2 separate regions of the Homo sapiens genome follow, and region 1 is linked to region 2. A link is an interaction called in ENCODE POLR2A ChIA-PET data of the cell type or tissue named here. Cell type or tissue: OCI-LY7. All regions are shown on one strand.

Region 1 (5,000 bases), 81 kb after region 2:
GTGCGCTTGTGACTCCAGCTACTCGGAAGGCTGAGGCAGGAGAATCGCTTGAATCCAGGAGGTGGAGGTTGCAGTGACCTGAGATCGCGGCACTGTGCAAACTGATGTTTGAACCCCACCCCCAGGGTGATCGGCTATGAAACCCCGGGAAAGTCACTTACCCTCTCTGAGCCTCAGTCTCCACATACGGACTGACAGCTTCAAAGAGCCACATGTTAGCGCTCAGCACCATGTCAGGCATGAAGCTAGAGCTCCAGAGACAGGAGCCACTGCTGTTTCTGGAGCTAACTGTCCTTATACCACTTAACAATGCAGGGCAGGGTGACTCTGCAAGCTTAAGTGCATTTCTGGAGGGACTCCCCTGCCCCTAACCCTCCACACTACAGGCACCTCGTCAGCTCCCCCAAAAGAACGAGGCACATTCCTCACCAGGAGGGCTCCTCCTGATATGTAGACAAAGGTCAGAAGCTGGGGCCTGGACTGGCCTCTCCACAGCTACAGGCTTCCCCAGAGCAGCGAGAGGATGGGGCACCCAAATCTCCGCAAGCACAGGCCACGGCTTGGCTGCGCCCAGGTCAAGGTGATAAAAAGGGTGCTTGGGAGCTGACTGTGCAGGAAGCAAAACCTTTCTCCAACACGATCCCAATGCCGCGGGACACACCTTCCTGCAGGGAGGCGGCAAAGGCCTCTAGTGGCAAGGCCATAATTCCTTTTCTTTTCAAGGATCCCATGACGAATGTTAGGACTTTAAAATCTTAAAGAAAATAGGCTGGGCTGGGCGTGGTGGCTCACACCTGTAATCCCAACTCTTTGGGAGGCTGAGGTGGAAGGATCACCTGAGGTCCGAGAATCACTTAAACCTGGGAGGTGGAGGTTGCAGTGAGCCAAGATCACACCACTGCACTCCAACCTGGATGACAGAGCAAGACTAACAAAAAAGAAAAAGAAAATAGGCTGGCTAGGCACAGTGGCTCAAGCCTATAATCCCAACACTTCGGGAGGCTGAGACGGGCGATCGATCAAGCTCAGGAGTTACAGCCAAACCTGGCCAACACAGTGAAACCCTGTCTCTACAACAACGGCAAAAAAGACAGAAACAAGTCTGGGAGTGGTGGCTCATGCCTGTCATCCCAGCACTTTGGGAGGCCGAGGTGGGCGGATCACGAGGTCAGGAGATCGAGACCATCCTGGCTAACACGGTGAAACCCTGTCTCTACTAAAAATACAAAAAATTAGCCGGGCATGGTGGCAGGCGCCTGTAGTCCCAGCTACTCGGGAGGCTGAGGCAGAAGAATGGCATGAACCTGGGAGGCGGAGCTTGCAGTGAGCCAAGATCGCGCCACTGCACTCCAGCCTGGGCGACAAAGCAAGACTCCATCTCAAAAAAAAAAAAAAAAAAGAAAGAAAGAAAGAAAAAAAGAAAAATAGGGCCGGGCATGGTGGCTTACGCCTGTAATCCCAGCACTTTGGGAGGCTGAGACGGGCAGATCACGAGTTCAAGACCAGCCTGACCAACACAGTGAAACCCCATCTCTACTAAAAATACAAAAATTAGCCGGGCGTGGTGGCGCGTGCTTGTAATCCCAGCTACTCAGGAGGCTGAGGCAGGAGAATCGCTTGAACCCGGGAGGCAGAGGTTGCAGTGAGATTGCACCACTGCACTCCAGCCTGGGCAATAGAGCAAGACTCCGTCTCCATCTCAAAAAAAAAATAAGAAGAAGAAGAAACTCACGAGCCCAGGACCCTGAGAGGTACGTGACCCAGCACACTGTGGGCAAGAGCTCCCAGTGGTGAGACAACTGCCCTGAAGCTCTCCCTAAGACTGACCCTGGGGCTCCAGGAGACTGTGGTGCTCACTGCTGTATCAATCCCCAGAACCCAGGAGTGCCCAGCATACAGCAGGCACTCAGTAAGTATGTGGCATGTAAGTGCATAAAGGAATGAATGGGGTGTTTTTTAAAAAGAAGATGCCACGGCCCACCCCAGATTCATTCCAGGGGAGGGGGAGGCCTGGGAACCTGCACTAGGACAAGTACCCCAGGGTGGAGACCGGATGTTTCCTCACCTCCGCAGCCCAGCCCTTGACTGTTGGATGGAAACAGGGTGTGAGGCAGAAATGAAAGTGAAACTGCCACAGGAGGGTTCTCTCTGCACCCATCTACCATGCCCCGCCCTGCCCAGGAAGCAGCAAGCTGACCACTGGAGGATCCCCCAGAAAAAGATGGGTGGCAGCTCCCAGCAGAGATGTGTCAGAGGCCCCAGGCCCTGCCTTGGGCGGGTAGGAGGGCAGGTGAGGTGGCCTCTTGGGTGGAGGGGGAATCCTATCATTTGGCCCTAGGGCGGGTGCACTGCACCCACCTTACAGTTGGGAGGGCAGAGGCTCAGGACAAGTCTCATGCTCCAACTTCACTGCCATCTCCACCATGCACTATCCTCCTGGGCCCAACAACTGCACACAAAGGATGCTCAGAAAAGAACCCCTTGAGGCAGGGCGCGGTCGCTCACACTTGTAATCCCAGCATTTTGTGAGGCCAAGTTGAGCAGATCACCTGAGGTCAGGAGTTTGAGACTAGCCTGGCCAACATGGTGAAACCCCATCTTCTCCACTAAAAATACAAAAATTTGCTGGGTGTGATGGCGGGTGCCTGTAATCCCAGCTACTGGGGAGGCTGAGGTGGAGGTTGCAGTGAACAAAGATCACACCTTGCACTCCGGCCTGGGTGACAATAGCGAAACTCCATCTCAAAAAAAAAAAGAACAGAACTCCTTGATTTTCCTGACATCGATCGACGGCAGCTGGATGCTGTGTTGAAGACAAAGGCAACCTGGCGGAGTGGAAACAGCATGGTTTCAGGAGTCACCCATCCCTGAGGGTGAATCCAAGCTGTGCTGCTCACAGCACCTGGCCTCTCCCTGAGTCTCAGGGCCCTCATCTAGCAAATGGAGACCCCTCAGCCATCCTGGAGGGTAGTTATCCCATCTGCAATAGTGCCTGACCCCCATGGTAGGTTCTCAGGATCCTCTGAGATCTGGCATGAGCCATGAATGTACAAGGGGGCAGAGAGGAAGCAACACAGCCCTGCCAAAGCACAGCAGGCCGCCTGAACAAACCCAGAGTCCCAGTTTCTGGCTTGGGCTCCAAGAGCGCCCAGAGTGACCCCAGGCTAATAAGAATGGTTGCTGAGGAGTCCATGGGTTTGCAGCGTAAACTGCTGAGGAAAACGCCACAAGTGTCTATCTGGCCAGATCGGTCCCAGGAATGTCTCTTGTGCAAAACTAGCTCCTTTCTATACACTCCGGGCAAACCAGCAGCCAGAGGCAAGAAATCTGAAAAGGCTTCTTTTGAGAAGGAATTTGGCAAAAGGTAGCAACAGCAGGTAGAACTGGGCTGGGCTGACGACCTGGTGCCCCTGCCATGTCTCCCTCCTGCATGAGGGGGCTCCAGTGAGGCCTCAGGTGAACGGTGCCAGACTGGAGATTCCCACAGTGAGCTCAGGGTACAGAGACCCAGGAGCCAGCCTGGGAACCTCTGGCTCCAGCAAACCTCCTGGAGGGGACCTGCCCCTGAGAAGTCTGAAACACACTGCTTCAGCCTTGGCTAACTCGGTGCTTCCCCACGCCTGACAGTTTTGGGGTAAGGTCTTCTGAGGCACTTCATGAAATGACAGTGAGTAGTTTCCCATAAAAATCATCAGGGTACTTCACAAGGAGCTCCCCAGCCCCCTTCCCAGGAGAATCTTCATCTCACAGGGAAGGGAGACTTCAGGATGTGTACTTCTCCCTTCTCCCCAGTGCCCCTGGAGCTTTTTTTTTTTTTTTTTGGAGACGGAGTCTTGCTCTGTCACCAGGCTGGACTGCAGTGACGCAATCTCGGCTCACCACAACCTCCGCCTCCTGAGTTCAAGCGATTCTCCCACCTCAGCCTGCCGAGTAGTAGCTGGGATTACAGGCACCCACCACCACGCCTGGCTAATTTTTGTGGGGTTTTTTTTTTTTTTTTTTGAGACAGAGTTTCACTCATGTCACCCAGGCTGGAGTACAGTGGCGCGATCTCGGCTCACTGCAACATCCACCTCCCGGGTTCAAGCGTTTCTCCTGCCTCAGCCTCCCGAGCAGCTGGGATTACAGGTGCCAGTCACCACACCCAGCTGATTTTTTGTATTTTTAGTAGAGACTGGGTTTCACCATGTTGGCCAAGCTGGTCTTGAACTCCTGACCTCAGGTGATCCGCCCGCCTCAGCCTCCCAAAGTGCTGGGATTATAGGCGTGAGCCACCACGCCCATCCCCTGGTGTCTCTTTTGTTGGGCAAGTTTGGCAAACAAGTAACTTGGAGGAAGATCGATGACTGCCAAAGAGCACACAGGTCAGGCGCGGCTTCCCTCGGCTCCCTTGGGCACCTGAGACCTAACCTGATTCTTGAGAAAGGTCAGCTGACCCACCCACTACCACCCCATCCACCCCACCACCCCACAGCCCAGAGCGGCTCATTTCCAGAACACAAAGGCTGGACTGAACCAGACCCACGGGGAGCATTTTGTCTTCCTATCCCTGGCCCCGAGGGCATAACTGCAGCCTCCCTCGGATGGGAGGAAGGTCACACTGTCAGGAAACAAGGCTCTAGAAGGACACCCCGACACCTCCTTGAACCACCCTGTCTAAGGTGGAAACCGGCCTCAGTTCTGCCCAGAGCTGCCTGCCCTCCAATCCACATGGAACCCAGGGCTTATGGCAGAGGCTTATAAGGCTTATGGTAGAGGCCAGGGTGTGTGGCCTCTACAAAGTGGACACCGTCCACCCTGTGGGTCCTTTAGCTCCTGGAGAGAGCTCTAGGCCCCTCTTGCTGAATGTCGCCTCCTTAGAGAGGCCTTCTCTGACCACAGAGTGCTAAAGTGGCTGCAGCCACTGCGCCATAGTTCTCTCCTGTTTGCAGGTTTCCTGGCTCTAGTCACACCTTGCAGCATTTCCAGTGCATCTGAGAGCTGGTTTGCCTTCACCTCCT
Region 2 (5,000 bases):
TCTGGAACTGGGGAGGGGTGGGCCAGGCAGACAGGCCTAGAAACCCATCTCCAATCCACTGCTTCTGAACAAGAGCAGGTCACTGAGCTGTGTGGTACCTCAGTTTCCCCAGTCATAAAATGAGGATGCTACTCACCCTTCCCTGCACCTCACAGGATTGTTATGAGTCCCAGAGCAAAAGTTCAATCCTCTTTCACATTTCTCAACTCACCTCAGCCCAAACAGGAAGAATTAGTGGCTCCCTTGTGTTGCCCACAGCCCCAGAACCCTTTGCACGTCGCTCCAGGATTGCACCGTAACCCCAGTTATGATGCTGATTCTTTAATCCACTGTCTCCTGCTCCTGCGCTGGGGGCTGCTCTTCCCCCACGGTATCATATAATCTTTCTGACCCAATTCCTCAATTTCTCAGTAACTGGTTTCCAATTACTCAGATAATGGGGAGGGCTGTGTGGCCACCGCCCTCTAGGAACCTCAGTTTCCTTGTCTTTAAAGCAAGAAGCCTCGCGATCCCAGCACTAGCACCCAGCTCTTGCACACTTGCTCGGTGCCAGGCTCTACTCTAAGCACTTCACATGCACTGAGTTGCTCAATTCTCACAATAGTCTGAGACGGGGACTCATGAGAGGCACAGGGTGGTTAAATAACATGTCACAGTCTCACAACTTCACACTCACTCTTAGCAGTACCTAGCCAGTGACACTCAATAAATGTCAGCTATTGTATTTCCCTATACTTACTATTCTTATTATTACTGACCAGTGGAAACTTCCGAAAAGTTTTGTCCCAACCAAGCTTGAGACAAAATGGCCCCAATAAAGGGTGAGAGGGCTGAAGTCTGACTTATTCCTCTGCCCTCTCCATGGATCTGAGAATCTGGGACAGAACTGCCATTGCCAAAGTTCAAAGGCCTTGCCAAGCAGAAGCAGGTCTCTCCAGAAGGGAAAGTCAGATCTGGGAACCTCATGGACAGACTTCCAGAAGGATGTTGGGGCCGGACATAGTGGCTTGTGCCTGTAATCCCAGCACTTTGGGAGGCCAGGTGGGCCGATCACTTGAGGTCAGGAGTTTAAGACCAGCCTGGCCAACATGGTGAAACCCTGTCTCTACCAAACAATACAAAAATTAGCCAGGTGTGGTGGTGTGCACCTGTAGTCCCAGCTACTTGGGAGGCTGAGGTGGGAGAATTGCTTGAACCCGGGAGGCGGAGGTTGCAGTGAGCCGAGATGATGCCACTGCACTCCAGCTTGGGCGACAGAATGAGACCCTGTCTCAAAAAAAAAAAGAAAAGAAAAAGAAAAAGAAACGAGCTTGGCCTCAGAGGACTCCATGCCAGTGGTGTGTTTTCAGTGGGTTTGATTCCAAAGGAAGACTGGAGAAGAGGAGATGGAGTCTTTTCCCTGGCAAGAACAACTCTCATTCTCAAAGGTGCTCCAGAGAGGTCAAGAGCTAAAGGTCATTTGGGGCTGCCACCAAGACCAGCAGGCTGGGACAAGGATGGTACTGGTCACCCTAGCAGCCTCTGCCCCAGGCTGGGGAGGGAAGCTGTTGAAAATGCTCTCTGACCCAATTCCCTGATTTCTGAGTAACTGGTTTCCAATTACTCGGATAATGGGAAGAAACGGCAAACTCGTGAAGGCATAAGAGTGGGTAACTTTTCTCCCTAGAAGATAAAGGGTCAAGACAACTAAATGGCCTGAGGATGGTGCTACCTTGCAGAGCCAAAGTTCTGGGAATTTACGAGCTGACATTAGACCCAGAAAAGCTACACCCATTCAGCAAGCACAGCTCCTTAAGAATAGGACTGACCCTGAGTTCTCAGGATGGGCCAGTCCTGTTCTGCGTTCCCAACACTGGGTGCTGGAAGGCCAGGTCCAAGAGCAGGCAAAGGATAAGCACACCCACTCCCAGGATGCTGGCCTAAGGAAATGATCAACAAGTGAAGGCCACTTCTGGCCTAGGGAGAGTCACTGACAACATATTGACAAGAGAAAAGACACAGAGAGCATGTGTGAAAACGGGGTGCTGGCTAATGCTGGGCATGCCACCACAAAGGGCTAGTCAAGAGCCACTGAGATGGTGTGGCTGGGCACAGTGGGGCACACTTGTAATCCCAGCTACTCATGGGGCTGAGGTGGGAGGATCATTTGAGCCCAGGAGTTTGAATCCACCCTGGCCAACATGGCAAGACCACATCTTTTTTTTTTTTTTTTTGAGACAGTCTCGGTCTACCGTCGAGGCTGGAGTACAGTGGCATGATCTCCACTCAGTGCAACCTCTGCCTCCCGGGTCCAAGTGATTCTCCTGCCTAGCTTCCCAAGTAGCTGGGATTACAAGCGTGCACCACCACACCCAGCTAATTTTTGTATTTTTAGTAGAGATGGGTTTCACTACTCATCTCTACCAGATGTTGGGCAGGCTGGTCTTGAACTCCTAAACTCAAGTGATTCACCTGCCTCAGCCTCCCAAAGTGCTGGGATTACAGGCGTGAGCCACTGTGCCTGGCCATATCTCTTAAAAAACAACAAAAACAAAAAAACAAAAACAAAGAAAAAAACAGTAACTGAGATGACAATGAAGAGGTCTTGATAGAGATAAGAGTAGGTGCTTGAATTACAACCACATGAACCAACATTTACTGTGGAAAAGGCTGATAAGAAAACCCAGAATATGAAAATAAAAGGACTGTGGGTATAGCAGCCCCTTTTCTGTTTTTGCTTGTTTGTTTGTTTGTTTTGTAGAGATGTGCTGGGTTTCACCATGTTTGGCCAGGCTGGTCTTGAACTCCTGATCTCATGTGATCTGCCCGCCTTGGCCTCCCAAAATGCTGGGATTACAGGTGTGAGCCACCGCACACGGCCTATCAGCCCCTTTTCTGGACACAAGGCAGGACTGCACTTCCTGATTCCCTGGTAAATGGGTGATCATGTGACTCGTTCTGGCCAATGAGCTGTGAGTGAAAACAGAACATGCCGTTTCCTGGGCAGAGCATGTAACTGCAGGAGTAAGGTCTCCAGAGCCCTCTCTCCCCTCTGGTGCAGGACCAGCAACCTTCCAGATGGGGCTGCTCAGTTTTAGATCTCTGAGTGAATAAGATGGACAGAGCCCCCAGCTGGCCCTGTGGACATGTGGCATGAGTGCGGAATAACCCACGGTTTTCAGCTAAGATTCTGAGGCTGTTGGTTAATACAGCACAACCAAATCTGTCCTCATAAAATAGCTGGTCCCCCTACCCCAAGCTTTTCTTTTTCATTTGTTGAAACAAAGGAAGGATGGAAGGGAAGGGAAAGGGAAGGGGAGAAAAGCAGATTAAGGCAAACAGGCCCCGACAGGTAACTGCAAGGTTGAGAACAGGATTTAGCTATGATTTTTTTCACATTGTAGTTTATTAGTATTTGGATGAGAGAGGAATGGGGATTTATCCTGTAAGGGGAAGATAACTTGTCAGAGCCCTTAGGAGCAAAAGGCAGGAGCCTTGATAGAGCCACATCACGACGTGGCTATTCCCCAGCATCCTAGGAAAGCTCACCCCTAGCAGTCCCCTCAACCTGCCAGATGAGTCCCTCGATCCCGTGCATCTTGGCCAAGGGGCTGCTTCATCTGTGTTATTGTTCACAGTGGCACCTGAGAGGCCAGAGTCAGAGCTGATAGGAGCTAACCCCTCCCCTCTGTTGCCAGGCACCAATCTAGTCCTGTCCTGGGGGGAAAGTACGAATCACAGGCTAGCAGAAAAAGAAAAAAAGGGAGCATAAAAGGGCTGGCAGGTCTGGATCCACAAGGTGGGGAGTCAGAAGCCACGTAACAAAGCCTGACCGCCCTGTGTGTGTTGCGGGGAGAGCGGAGAGGATCCCACACATGAACCTCCTGTTGCCAGGCCTGGAGGAAGGAACTCGCGGAATCCTCTTGCCCACAGCACTCCTCCATGGCTGGCCAGTGCTCTTCTTCCCAAGCCACCTCAAGCACAGAGGTGCTCCCTCCCCAGGCAGAAGGATGCCCAGGGGTTAGAGGGCAGGGGCTGAGCCTCCAGCTGTGCAGCCTGGGGAAGGGCACATCCCTCCCCTCCCCAAGCCTGCTTCCTCGCCTGTGGAGTGAGGGTAAAGAAATATCCTTCCTATAGTCGCGATGAGCACACAGCCAGGGCCAGCCATCGATTACCTCCCTCTGTGACTAGAGCTGACCATGCTGTACAGGTGTCAGCAAATAGGACTTTCTTCCTCACATGAGGCTGGATGTTCTCTGGCCTCAGCGGAGGCCTTTCTGGCCTTCTTTGGCTTTCCACCAGCATGATTCTGATAATCACCTCCACCAGAACTACCGGGACCCTTATATTCCAGGTGCTGCAGTGAGCAAATGACAGACCTAATCTCCTTAGCACATAATCTCCATGTCCTTAGGAGGCAGAGGCCACTGTCACCATTTTACACATGAAGCAAGGAAGTCAAGAGGCAAAACAACCGAACTGAGGCTGTATAACCAGCAAATCTCCCCCAACACCCCCAGGTCCCTGTGGCTCCGGGACACAGGCTCCTGAGCCTTCTGCCTTCATCAGGAAGGGGAGTGGGCCGACAACACAGCTGGCTAGACGTCCTTTCCTGATGTGCAGGGATTGAGGCTGGGGGGAGCTATCATGTGGTCCGAGATACAATCTGAGGGGGCCAGAGGCAGGGAAGCACCCACAAGCACAGCGTCAACAACCCAGACTTGCCCCAGTTCCAGGAGAACAGGACAATTCTGAAATCCTAGCTGGCAGGCCTCAAGTTTTCAACCACAACGCCATCTCCTGAGAGCCACCTGGGTCAGGAAGCGAGAACCTGTCCAGGGCTGGAATCAGGGTCTTTCCATCCTGCCGGCCACCGACACAGCACACCACTGTCAGCTTTGCAGAGTTCTCCAAGATGAAGGGCCTGGCACTGGCACCCCAACCCGGAAATCAAGAGCAGGAATGGAGGCTGTGGGGGCAAGCAGACAGTGGTAAGGCCTGCCTAGCGCCGCCCACGTTGC

What was found. Peaks named below come from ENCODE experiments on the same cell type or tissue, not always from the same donor. Only the 100,000 strongest peaks of a DNase experiment are listed, where the experiment ranks them.
Region 1: POLR2A ChIA-PET joins it to region 2 with 6 read pairs; 7 of 35 experiments call an interaction of 5 or more read pairs at or near these places.

Annotation. Positions count from the first base shown.
Region 1 is chr14:93,101,719-93,106,718 of GRCh38, forward strand. The region is part of intron 2 of ITPK1 (inositol-tetrakisphosphate 1-kinase); the gene reads right to left. Among named protein-coding and RNA genes, the nearest start is that of ITPK1, 12 kb to the right of the region's middle. In OCI-LY7, CTCF peaks have their summits at 3,454 and 3,658; a DNase peak (open chromatin) is centred at 2,123; H3K4me3 peaks cover 685 bases.
Region 2 is chr14:93,020,320-93,025,319 of GRCh38, forward strand. All of the region lies in intron 3 of ITPK1 (inositol-tetrakisphosphate 1-kinase), which reads right to left. Among named protein-coding and RNA genes, the nearest start is that of ITPK1-AS1, 45 kb to the right of the region's middle. In OCI-LY7, no CTCF peak of the experiment used is centred here; a DNase peak (open chromatin) is centred at 2,952.